Linked DNA regions of Homo sapiens: region 2 is linked to region 1. The links are chromatin loops, found by intact Hi-C in ENCODE. Cell type or tissue: Caco-2. All regions are shown on one strand. Each heading gives the region's core, and the rest is flanking DNA. Links, peaks and the distances in the headings are about the cores only. Region 1 holds the start of ZNF112 (zinc finger protein 112). Region 2 holds the start of ZNF233 (zinc finger protein 233).

Evidence for each region. Peaks named below come from ENCODE experiments on the same cell type or tissue, not always from the same donor. Only the 100,000 strongest peaks of a DNase experiment are listed, where the experiment ranks them.
Region 2: it touches region 1 in a loop (15-fold over the local background); 1 of 110 quality-filtered maps calls a loop at or near these places.

What each region holds. Positions count from the first base shown.
Region 1 is chr19:44,353,372-44,358,757 of GRCh38, reverse strand. ZNF112 (zinc finger protein 112) reads left to right here and starts at 2,078. Exons shown (of 4, transcript NM_013380.4): 1 at 2,078-2,132. RefSeq lists an enhancer at 1,769-2,269. In Caco-2, for the core only: no CTCF peak of the experiment used is centred there; a DNase peak (open chromatin) is centred at 2,047; H3K4me3 peaks cover 1,482 bases.
Region 2 is chr19:44,257,421-44,262,806 of GRCh38, reverse strand. ZNF233 (zinc finger protein 233) reads right to left here and starts at 2,921. Exons shown (of 5, transcript NM_001207005.2): 1 at 2,869-2,921. In Caco-2, for the core only: no CTCF peak of the experiment used is centred there; a DNase peak (open chromatin) is centred at 2,886; H3K4me3 peaks cover 1,566 bases.

The DNA.
Region 1 (5,386 bases), core at 144-5,143:
ATTTAGTTGTATTTTTATTGATTTCTAGCCAAATTTCATTGTATTCAAAAGCATATTTAGTATTTCAGTATTTTGAAATCCCGTATCATTTTGCTAATTTGTGCAAATCTTATGTGCACTTGAAAAGATGCGAATTTTAGTTTTTGCTAGAATCTTTTGTTCCCCCAGCTTCATATAGGTGTCAAAAGTGCTGCAGAGCTTCTAGGCTTTTCAGATCCTAAACTAGACCATCATCCCCAGGAGAAAAGTAGCCCCAAATGCATGACTCTCCCAAGTGTTTCTGAATTTTGGCCCACCATTTCTCCATTATCTTGTCTTTTGATGCCTTTTGACATTTAAAAAGTTTGCTCATCTTTCCTCTGCCAGATGTTTGTTCCAAATCACTCATTTTATTATTACTGGAAGTGGAAGTACACAAAGTATTATTCTGTCCCTTTTATTTTTAAAATTTCCTTTCATTTTATAAAAAAAAATCCCCTATTATCAGATTGATCCTCTTTAATATGTAAACCGTATGTATTTTCAGAAACATTTCCTTGGAAAGGAGTTGTTAAATAAAGAATCAAATAGTCTCATCTCTTAATAGTGTCTTTTTTTTTTTCTTTTGAGACGGAGTCTCGCTCTGTTGCCCAGGCTGGAGTGCAGTGGTGCGATCTCGGCTCACTGCAAGCTCCGCCTCCCGGGTTCACGCCATTCTCCTGCCTCAGCCTCCCGAGTAGCTGGGACTACAGGTGCCCGCCACCACGCCCGGCTAATTTTTTGTATTTTTTGTAGAGACGGGGTTTCACCATGTTAGCCAGGATGGTCTCGATCTCCTGACCCCGTGAGCATTTTCACAGATTGGTCGTTATGTCTTTTTATTTTCCTCTTCCTTTTCTGGATTGAGTCAACCCATTCACCGTCCTCCCTGAATCATCCTGTCCTCCATAAGACAACTTACAATATTTGCTATATCAAGAGCAGGGTGAAAATAGGTGATAGATTTTTCTCAAAGAAGAAAAAAATTTCGAGGTTTTACAAGAGACTTATCCCTTCCCATAATAATAACATTTTGTCTGTATCAGTACAGCCCTTCTATTTGCCTTATGACTTGCATTTCATCATCAGTAGTTAAAGCAGAGGAAACGTGGGAACCATTTACTGTTTCTGCTTATGGCCTCATCAACGGTTGCATCTGTTTTTTTGTGGATTCTTGGCATCCACGTTCTTGTGGATCTTGCAACAAACACATTATGGTAGGTAGCAGCAGCACTATCAGTTTCAGACGCGTCCACACCAAAATGGAATAAAAAGGTAATCGAGTCAAAGAAAGGTTGAGATCCTGTATTCCTTAAATTCGGTGTCCAGTACAAATCAGCCCAATTTCCTTTAAGTACCTGCATTTTTAGCGCACACATCGCTTCCATTCTGTAATTCTTTTCTTTTTTCTTCCTGTATTGCAAGCTTCTCTGTTCTCTCCTTTATGGGATATTTTCTTGGTAAGTAGGTAGGTAGGTAGGTAAAGTCCGCTTTGGTTGAGTTTATTTGGGTTTGTGTCGCGTTTGAAGAAAAATAAATTCAAACTCTAGGGGGAAGGCAGTAGAACTGGACTAGCAGTATAAAATTGGATGGCTAACCAAAAGAGAATAGTGACTATACAAATACTGACTATCCAAACGAGAAAGAGACGACTTAAGGGAAAGTGCTACCCTGCAAGAAATTCCGGGAATTGTCCAGAAGATCCACAGGGTCAGAGACACACGCGCCAGGAAAGGCGCCTTTCATGCACGGTCCGCTGGGTAAAACAGAGAAATATATATACGAGCTCTCTGTCTTTGGAAGCATTTCGGTTCCAGGAAGGGGGAGTTAAGGAATTCCTTTGGGACCGGCACATGTGAAATATCATCCAGGCTCTCAGCTTGGCACCCGGTACTTGCGTCCTAGGCAGGCAGATAAGTGGAGAGTTTTTCTAGGAATTCTGGGAAATGTAGTTTGGGAGCCCCGTGTAGTCGGGTAACTTCCGCTCTAGGAGGCTGAGGCCGTCTCCCTGATCCCGTCGGGAATTCTGGGAAGCGTAGTCCAGGAGGTCTCGGTAGGCAGAGCCACTTCCGCCCCAGGTACGCTAGGCCGCGGCCTTCGTTCCTCCCAGAAAGGTGAGCGCTCCCCGCCCTGCTTCCTGCTCCTTCCGTCCATACTGATGTTCGTTTTGTTGGGGTCCAGTAGCAACCGGGCAGTAGCTCTAGGGGAGGATAATCCACTTGCGGCGAAGGGCGGGATTTGTGTTATCTTTGAATGAGCCTTCTCCAGTGTGGGGCAGCTGGCGCATCCCCACTTAGCGCCGGGGGTCCAAGATCCTACATCGCAGGGACTGGGGATCTCCTGGGTTCTGTACTTCCCCAGCCCTTTCCCCTGACCATCAACCAGCTCTGCCACTTCCTAGCAGTATAATAACAGGCGAGTATCTTAATCTCTCTGCCTATGTTTCTTTTTCTTTAAAATGGTACTAGTATCTATCTAATGGAGTTCTTTTGAGAGTTAAATAAAAAGACTTGGAACAGAGCCTGACAGGTGGTAGAAGATGGGTCTCTTGTTATTAGCACTTTTTAATTTTCTGAGAAGGACTCAGTTCCCTGAAAGCTTCTGTGAACCCAGGATGGGGTCAGAGCTCCAGCTGCAGAGTATCCCTGGCCCTTTTCTGATCACTGAGAGATTTTTCTTTAGGACAGGATCACTCCTGGCTGTCTGGGTAGTCCATTGTAATTCATGCAGGAGTTCTGATTTCCCCCATCCTCCTTTCCTTCTTTAGCCTTGACTTCTTGAAAAAGGCTGCAGGGAGAAGGAGGGAATGACCCTTTGGCACTTGGCAGCGGAGTCTCACCTGAGTAGTACTTATCATCCTTTCTTTTCAGGGAAGACGATATTTCCATCATTCACTGGCAAATTCTGCTCGAAGATGCGCTGATATTTGTTCAATAAATGCAGAAACGGATGAGGGAGTACTTGGGCATGAGTAATAAAGATAGTATTTAAACATTTAGTGCTGATCATTCTAAGAGTTTGATATGAATTAACATCTTTAATCCTCACAAGAGCCCTTTGAGCCTGGGTTGGGTACCACCATTCCCATTTTAAAGATAAGCAAACAGACATAGAGCATAGGTGGTTTATCTTTAGGTCACCCAGGTGGTAAGAGCCTGAGCTGGGATTTGAATTCAAATAGTTTCCATCCATTGCCTTAGTTCTTGATGTGTTTAGTATCAGCTTCAGAACACATATTTGGATTTTACTAGAGGACCGTGAAAGCAAGGTTAATAAGCTTTGAATTTTTGATTTTTTAAAATTATCTGTAATTTAATTTTATTTGAAATATTTATAGTTCATATTCTGATTATATAAATTATTGCATATTGTAAAAGATTAAGAAAGTATAGAAAGTGTAAAAGAAAAAAATTATGCTAACCACAAGATATAACAGTAACAATATTAATATTTCAATGTTTTCCTCTTCCAGTAGACTTCTTTTTGGATTTTCACCCATGTTTAACCAAATAGGCTTCATAGCTTTTATTTTTCCCTTAAGTTTTTACTATGGAAATTTGTAAGCATAGCCAAATGTAATATGACTAAAATAATTCTGTGGAAGCGTCACCCAGCTTCAACCTTTGTTAACATTTGCCAGTCTTGTATCAACTCCCTGTCCCTTTTTTTTTTGTTTCAGTATTTTAAAGCAAATCTCTAACATCGACTTAGTATAATATCGTTTGATTGATTGTCATAATTGCCAAACGTTGATGATCATAAATTGCTTATATCCAAGACTTTGAAAGGGAAATGCCAGCAGCTACTCTAAGGTTTTCATTCGTTGAAGCTTACAGAATGGTCCTTACTTGAGGAAGCTAGGGGATGCAAGAGAATTGTACCTTGGAGAAGGATGGTGATGAATTTTGTGTTCCAGTATAGAGTTTGCCTTGCCTAAGTCTTATAGCTCTTTGTTTCTTATTTCTCTTTATCTAAATCCATACACTGAAAGTTCTTCTATTTCTGGGACCATGTCATACTTTTCTCCATGTGCCCAGCACATCGTACAAGGTTGTTAAGGGTTTATGGTTAGAGTAGCTACTCAACAGACAGCTGGCATCAAGGATTTGCAGTGTGGAATTGGAATTAGGTATCAAAATAGAATAGAAATAACCCCTGGATATATTCCTTAATCTCACTTAATATTGGTAGGTTATATAATCCACCAACTATTTCAGAGTATTGAAGAGTTGAAGAGCAATGATTGGTTATGTTTTGATAATCTAAAAAAATTCCTAAGAAACAAATTGTTAGAAATGGTAACAACATTTATAGACCATGCCTTATAACTGAGGTTGTGTTTCCAGGTTTTTAAAACAGGTTTTTAAAAAATGTTTTTACAGTGACATTGACTATTTTGTTATTTTTGGTATACAATTCTATTACAACACAGGCATAGTTTGTATAACGACTACCGTAGTCAGAAAAAGAACAGTTCCATCACCCCAAAAACTCCCCTCATGTCTTCCCTCATAATTACCCCTCACCATACCTGTAACCACTGGCAACTACCATAACCACTAAAACGCTATAGTTTTGTCTTTTTGAGAATGTCGTATAAATGAACTGATGCTATATGTTAACATTTGAGACCGGATTCTTTTACTCAGCAAATTGCTCTTGACATTCATCAAAGTTGTTATACGTATCAATACTTCATTTCTGTTTACTTCTGGTTAACAGAAGTGTCCACTTTATGGATGTATCACAGTTTATCTATTCTCTGGTTGATAGACTTTTTCCTCCACTTTTTGGCATTTATGAATAGAGCTGATATAAACATTCATGTACAGTTTTTTTTGTGCTTATTTCTGTAGGGTACGAAGCCAGGAGTGTGGTTACTGGATCATATGGGGAATGTATGTTTAACTTTATAAGATGCCAAACTGTAGTATCTGTACCATTTTGCATTCTCACTAATGATGTAGAAAGTTCCAGTTTATTTACATCTTCATCAGCACTTAGTATTTTCCTTATTTTTTTTTATTTTAGCCATTCTAAGCATTGTGACTTTAATTTACATTTCCCTAATGGCTAATGGTGTTCAGCAGATATTTCTTTTTTTGTTATTGTTTCTTTGCCATCCTTATATCTTCTTTGCGGAAGTGTCTGTATGCATGCTTTGCCCAGTTTTACATTGGGTTATATTTTTCCTATTGTTGATTTTTGAGAGCTATTTATATATTCTGGATATAAGTCCTTTGTTGGATGTGTGATTTGCAAATATTCCTTCTCAGCCTGTAGCTTGTCTTTTCATTCTCTTAATAGTGTCTTTTGCAGAACAAAATTTCTAATTTTAATTACATCTAATTTATCAATGTTATCTTTT
Region 2 (5,386 bases), core at 143-5,142, 96 kb after region 1:
TCTTCTGACTTACTAGCTCTTTGTGCCTATTTCCTCACCCATAAAGTGAGGACAATAACAGTATCTACCTCGTAGGGTTATTAAGAGGTTTCAGTGAGTATATACAAGATAGCATTCAATACAGATAGCTACTCCTGTTCGTGGGTCCTCCTACTTCAGGCAGAAACACTCTAGTAGGGACGAGAGCAATGTATTCTCTTCTGAAAGCTAGGGAGAGAGATCAATTTTTAATATCCAATTCCCTTTGTTCTGGTCCTATATTTACCTGCACCCTCCTGCTCTGCTCAGTAACAGGATTTTGCAAGACTTGACATTTCACGACATTTAGTAGAAAAAAACAAATGGGGTTTGGGGTGCCTGGCTCAGCTCTGCTCACTACATGTACCAGGGCCACTTTTCGAGGCCTGAATTTCCAGACTTTGTTCATTCCTAGGTTGTCAAGTCCTCTCGTGCCTTTGCTCCTGCCACTCTGCCTCCAGAGAGGACCAGCTTCCCTGTCCTTCTCTTGTAATCCCTCCTCTTGGAAGCCTTCAGCGTAGCTGGGGCATTTGGGGTATAATTAGTAAATCAAGCATCTGTTTTGCCTGTGAGATAATGAACATTACTCATCTTTTTACCCCAAGCACCTAGAATATAGTGAGTATTTGATGCACACAGAATCAAAGAATGACACACAGTCAGACAAGGATTGTACTAATTGATCTCCAAGATTCCTTTAAGCTACAAAATTCTCAGGCTATTAAATTAATTGGGAGGAGGAGAGGATGAACTTTATATGTCAATTTCTTCTGCGTTTTTAATTTCATTTGCTTTGCTCAAGCAACATCAAGGTCATCCTTAAAAGTGAAATCATTAGGCCAGGCGCAGTGGCTCACGCCTGTAATCCCAGCACTTTAGGAGGTCAAGGCAGGCAGATCACTTGAGGTCACGAGTTCGAGACCAGCCTGGCCAACATGATGAAACCTCATCTCTCCTAAAAATACAAAAATTAGCCAGGCATGGTGGCGGGCATCTGTAATCCCAGCTACTCGGGAGGCTGAGGCACGAGAATCACTTGAACCTGGGAGTGGGAGGTTGCAGTGAGCTGAGATCGTGCCACTGCACTCCAGCCTGGGAGACAGAGGGAGACTCAGTCTCAAAAAAAAAAAAAAAAAAAAAGTGAAATCATTCATAAAAGGGTCAATCCATAGACTGTGGATAATGTAAACCCTATCTATTTATTTATTTTAATAGCAGTGTCAGGTATTTACTCAAATGTCATCTCCTCAGAGTTCTTCCCTGCAAATCCTTAAAAAAATTTTTTTTATTATGACTCTTGAGCATCCCCCAGTCATTGCCTAAACTGTGAAACCATTTCTTTTCCTCTTTTTAATTTTTTTGAGACAGACTCTCACTCTCTTGCCCAGGCTGGAGTGCAGTGGGATGATCTCAGCTCACTGCAACCTCTGCCTCCTGGGCTCAAGCGATCCTCCTGCCTCAGCCTCCCAAGTAGCTGGGACCACAGGTGTGTGGCTAATTTTTAATTTTTTTGTAGAGATGGAGTCTCACTATGTTGCCCAGGCTGCTGTTGAACTCCTGGGCTCAAGCCATCCTCCCGCCTCAGCCTTCCAAAGTGTGGGATTACAGGCGTGAGTCACTGCACCCCCATGGGACTGACATTTCTCAGGGCTGAAGGAGAGTGGCACAAAGGTCAAGAACCCACTCTGCCTGAGCTCAGCCTGAGCTCAAACTCCCAGTTCAGGCTCTTTCCTGTTGTTTTACTTTGGGAAGATAAATGTTTTACCCATCAGTGTTGTCATCTGTAAAACAGGAATTACAATATTATCTTTGTTCTGAAGATTAAGCTAATTAATGCATATAAAGCCTATAGAAGAGACCCTGGCACTCAACGTATTAACAAATTTTATTATTACTCATTCACGAACACATGCCTAATCCAACCTCTCATTTATTCCATAAATATTTGAGCATTTGCCCAGCAGGAAAAATAATATTGCTAATGAGTGTGGGAAATCTGTTCTCCAACTAAGCAGAAATAGCAATAGCATATATTAAGTCCTCTCACGTTGGGACAATGTTACCAAGAGCCAGGGGGTCAACACCCTCCTCTCTGCAGCCCTCCGGTTAGTCAAGGCTGAGGAAGGAAAGGAGGTTGGAAGATATCTAAACTCTGTTTCTGGTCCAGGATGAATGACAGTGGACATCCCCAGGCACCACATGGAGGTGAGACACACTCATGCCTTAAAAGGGAAGGAAAAATAAAAAAGATGGAGAGAAAATTGACACCCCCGTCCCCCCACGTTAGGAATCCAGGAACAGCCTCGCGAGGTGCAGAGATCAGAGAAGGGCGAGTAGCGCTGCACCTGGAGCTCAGAACCCACTGCGGGCTCACAGAAGCTTTCAGAGACTGAATGCCTCTCCTCTCCAGGAAGAAATAACAGATTGGCAACAACCAGCCACCTTTTCAGTGTGTGTCAGGATCGGTCCTACGCATTTTTACATCTATTTATCTTAAGTAAATCTCACGAAACCCCTACCAGTTAGGTACTACTATGAAACTCACTTTACAGAGGAGAAACGGAGAAATTAAGAAACTACCAAGATTATATTGCCAGAAGACAGCAGAGCGTGTGGAAGGTGGGGAAGGCGAGGGAACTTGAGCGCCCGGGAGACCTTCAAACCAAACGTGCGACCAGGAGCCATTCCCAACTTGGAGACCCATGCACCGCCCTAAAAACAAAGGGCAAGCAAACCGTCGTCCCCGCCCTCTGCGACTTCCCTTCACTGAGAGCGAGGGCAGGCACCTGCGAGTCCAACGCCCAGGCCAGGAAAGCTCGCCGTAGATGCAGAGGTTCCGCGCTGACTCACCTCCCAGAGGGGATAGATGACGGCTGCTTCGCCCTCCTGCAGCGGAAGTACACAAGGTTGCAACGGCTTCTGCACTACACTTCCCAGAATGCCCGAGCGGAAACAGGCTACCGCCCTGCCCAGCCAAGAGGGACCAAGAGGGGCCAGGTGCAGTGGCTCACGCCTGTAATCCCAGCACTTTGGGAGGCCAAGGGGGGGTGGATCACTAGGTCAGCAGTTTGAGACCAGCCTGGCCAACATGGTGAAACCCCGTCTCTACTAAAAATACAAAAATTAGCTGGGCGTGGTGGCACATGCCTGTAATCCCAGCTACTCCAGAGGCTGAGGCAGGAGAATTGCTTGAACCCAGGAGGCAGAGGTTGCAGTGAGCCAATATCGTGCCACTGCACTCCAGCCTAGGCGACAGTGAGACTCCAGCTCCAAAAAAAAAAGAAAAAAGAAAAAAAGAAAATCAAGAAGAAGAGAAATATTTACAGTTCTGTACGGTATTGATACTGTAAGTTTACACCATCTGTTTACAAAATAAACCATCTTTCTGAAATGGCAGGCAGCTGCAGCTTCAGACCTCATTCTACAGTACATATCAAGCAATTCAACTTTTTCTTATAATGTCATGACTTTTCTATGCATCTTGGGAGCACTTGCAACATCACTAGTGGCAGTTCACATAGGTCCCATGGTAGTATTCAAGTTTTATAGTATTGCACTAAACACAATAAAAAATAAGAAACCTTTAGATCACTTTTTACTGTAATACGCAATTTACTAGAGAGATGAACTGCTCACTTTGAGATGATTAGCATTACTTGGAATTTTAAGCAGATATTTACACACATGAGCTCACCACAACAGTGACAGGAGATAGCTATTAAATTATTACAGTAGCACAGCATGTACTACAGTTAACTTTATGCAGGCTTGATTTAATATTGCATCTTTGTTTTACATTTCTCTTGACTGTGAACGTACAGTCTGTGTTTGTGTGTGTAAGTTTTTATAAGTTTTACCTTTTTTTAATAGATTCATGTATATTTTATGGTAGTAAATGATAAAATAGACTAATATCTACATATATTTTATGCATTCATGATATACCTAAATTTTTCTTAATTGTTTGATATTTCTAGACTACACGGCTTATCTGTGAGCTTTTTCAAATTGTTGCAAATTTCCAAAAAAAATTGCAATATATTTGTTGAAAAAAAATTCACATATAAGTGGACCCATGCAGTTTAAACCTGTGTTGTTCAAGAGCCAACTGTATTGTAATTTGGAAAAAAACAACATCTAAATTATATCTTGAAAATGCTTCTTCCCTTATTTCAATTTAAATTTTTTTTTGTATCCACTCAGCTTGCTCTTGAGATGATAAATGCAATAGAATGATCATCAATAGATCAAGTCAATGTGGTATCAAAAATGAAGTAATATTTAGCAGCCTTGTAAAAGCACATATATCAGGACTTCTTGCAGAGGCTTTGTTTCCAATGTGATTTTCTCTAGAAAGGAGAAAGTTGTTTTATTTAAGTTATGGGGGTGGGTATTGTGTATAGAGTGGGGAACTGCCTTTGATATTTTCTATCACAAATTTTTTTAGCTCAGTCAGCAGAATTTTATTATTTTAGCACCAAAGGAATCCTGAATCATGTTTTGTTTTCATCTCAAAGTATTTTCTAATTTCCCTGTAACTTCTATCCCCATCGGTTTTTATGAGTGTGCTGTTTAATTTCCACACATTTGTGAATTTTCCAGTTTTCCTCATTACTGATTTGAGTTTCATTTTTTTGTGGCCTGAGAATACATTTCATGTGACTTTATCTTTCTGTTGATACGTGAGATTTTTTATTTTTATTGAGACCTGTTTTGTGGCCTAATGTATGATCTATCCCAGAAAATGTTTCATGACCACTTAAGAAAAATATGTATTCTGCTGGTTTTAGGTGGGGTGCTTTGTATATATCTGCTAGGAGTTTGGTTTATGTTTCCAAATCCTCTAATTCTTTATTGATCTTTTGTCTGGTTGTTGTATCCATTATTGAAAGTGAGATACTGAAGTCTGAAAACATTGTAGAAATATTTATGTCTCCCTTCAGTTCCATCAATTTTCACACCATATATTTGGGGACTAGCTGTGTAATGTCTGTATTGTTATATCTTCTTGATGGATTGACTCTTTTGTCAATATATAATGTCATTGTTTGTCTCTTGTCAAGTTTTTTACCTAAGTCGATTTTGTCTAATATTAATACAATTACTTCAGTTCTCTTTTTTTACATCCTGCATGGAATAATTTTCTTCCATTTTTTCACTCAACATTTTTTGTCTTTGGATTGCAAATAAGTCTCTTATAGACAGCATATAGTTGGATCATGCTGTTTTATCCATTCTGTCCATTTTTGCCTTTTAACTGGAGAGCTTAATCTATTTGCATTTAAATTAATTCCTGATTTTAAAACGGCCTTGCTTCTTTCACTTTGTGATCTGTTTTCTACATGGCTTATCTTTTTTGTTCCTAGGT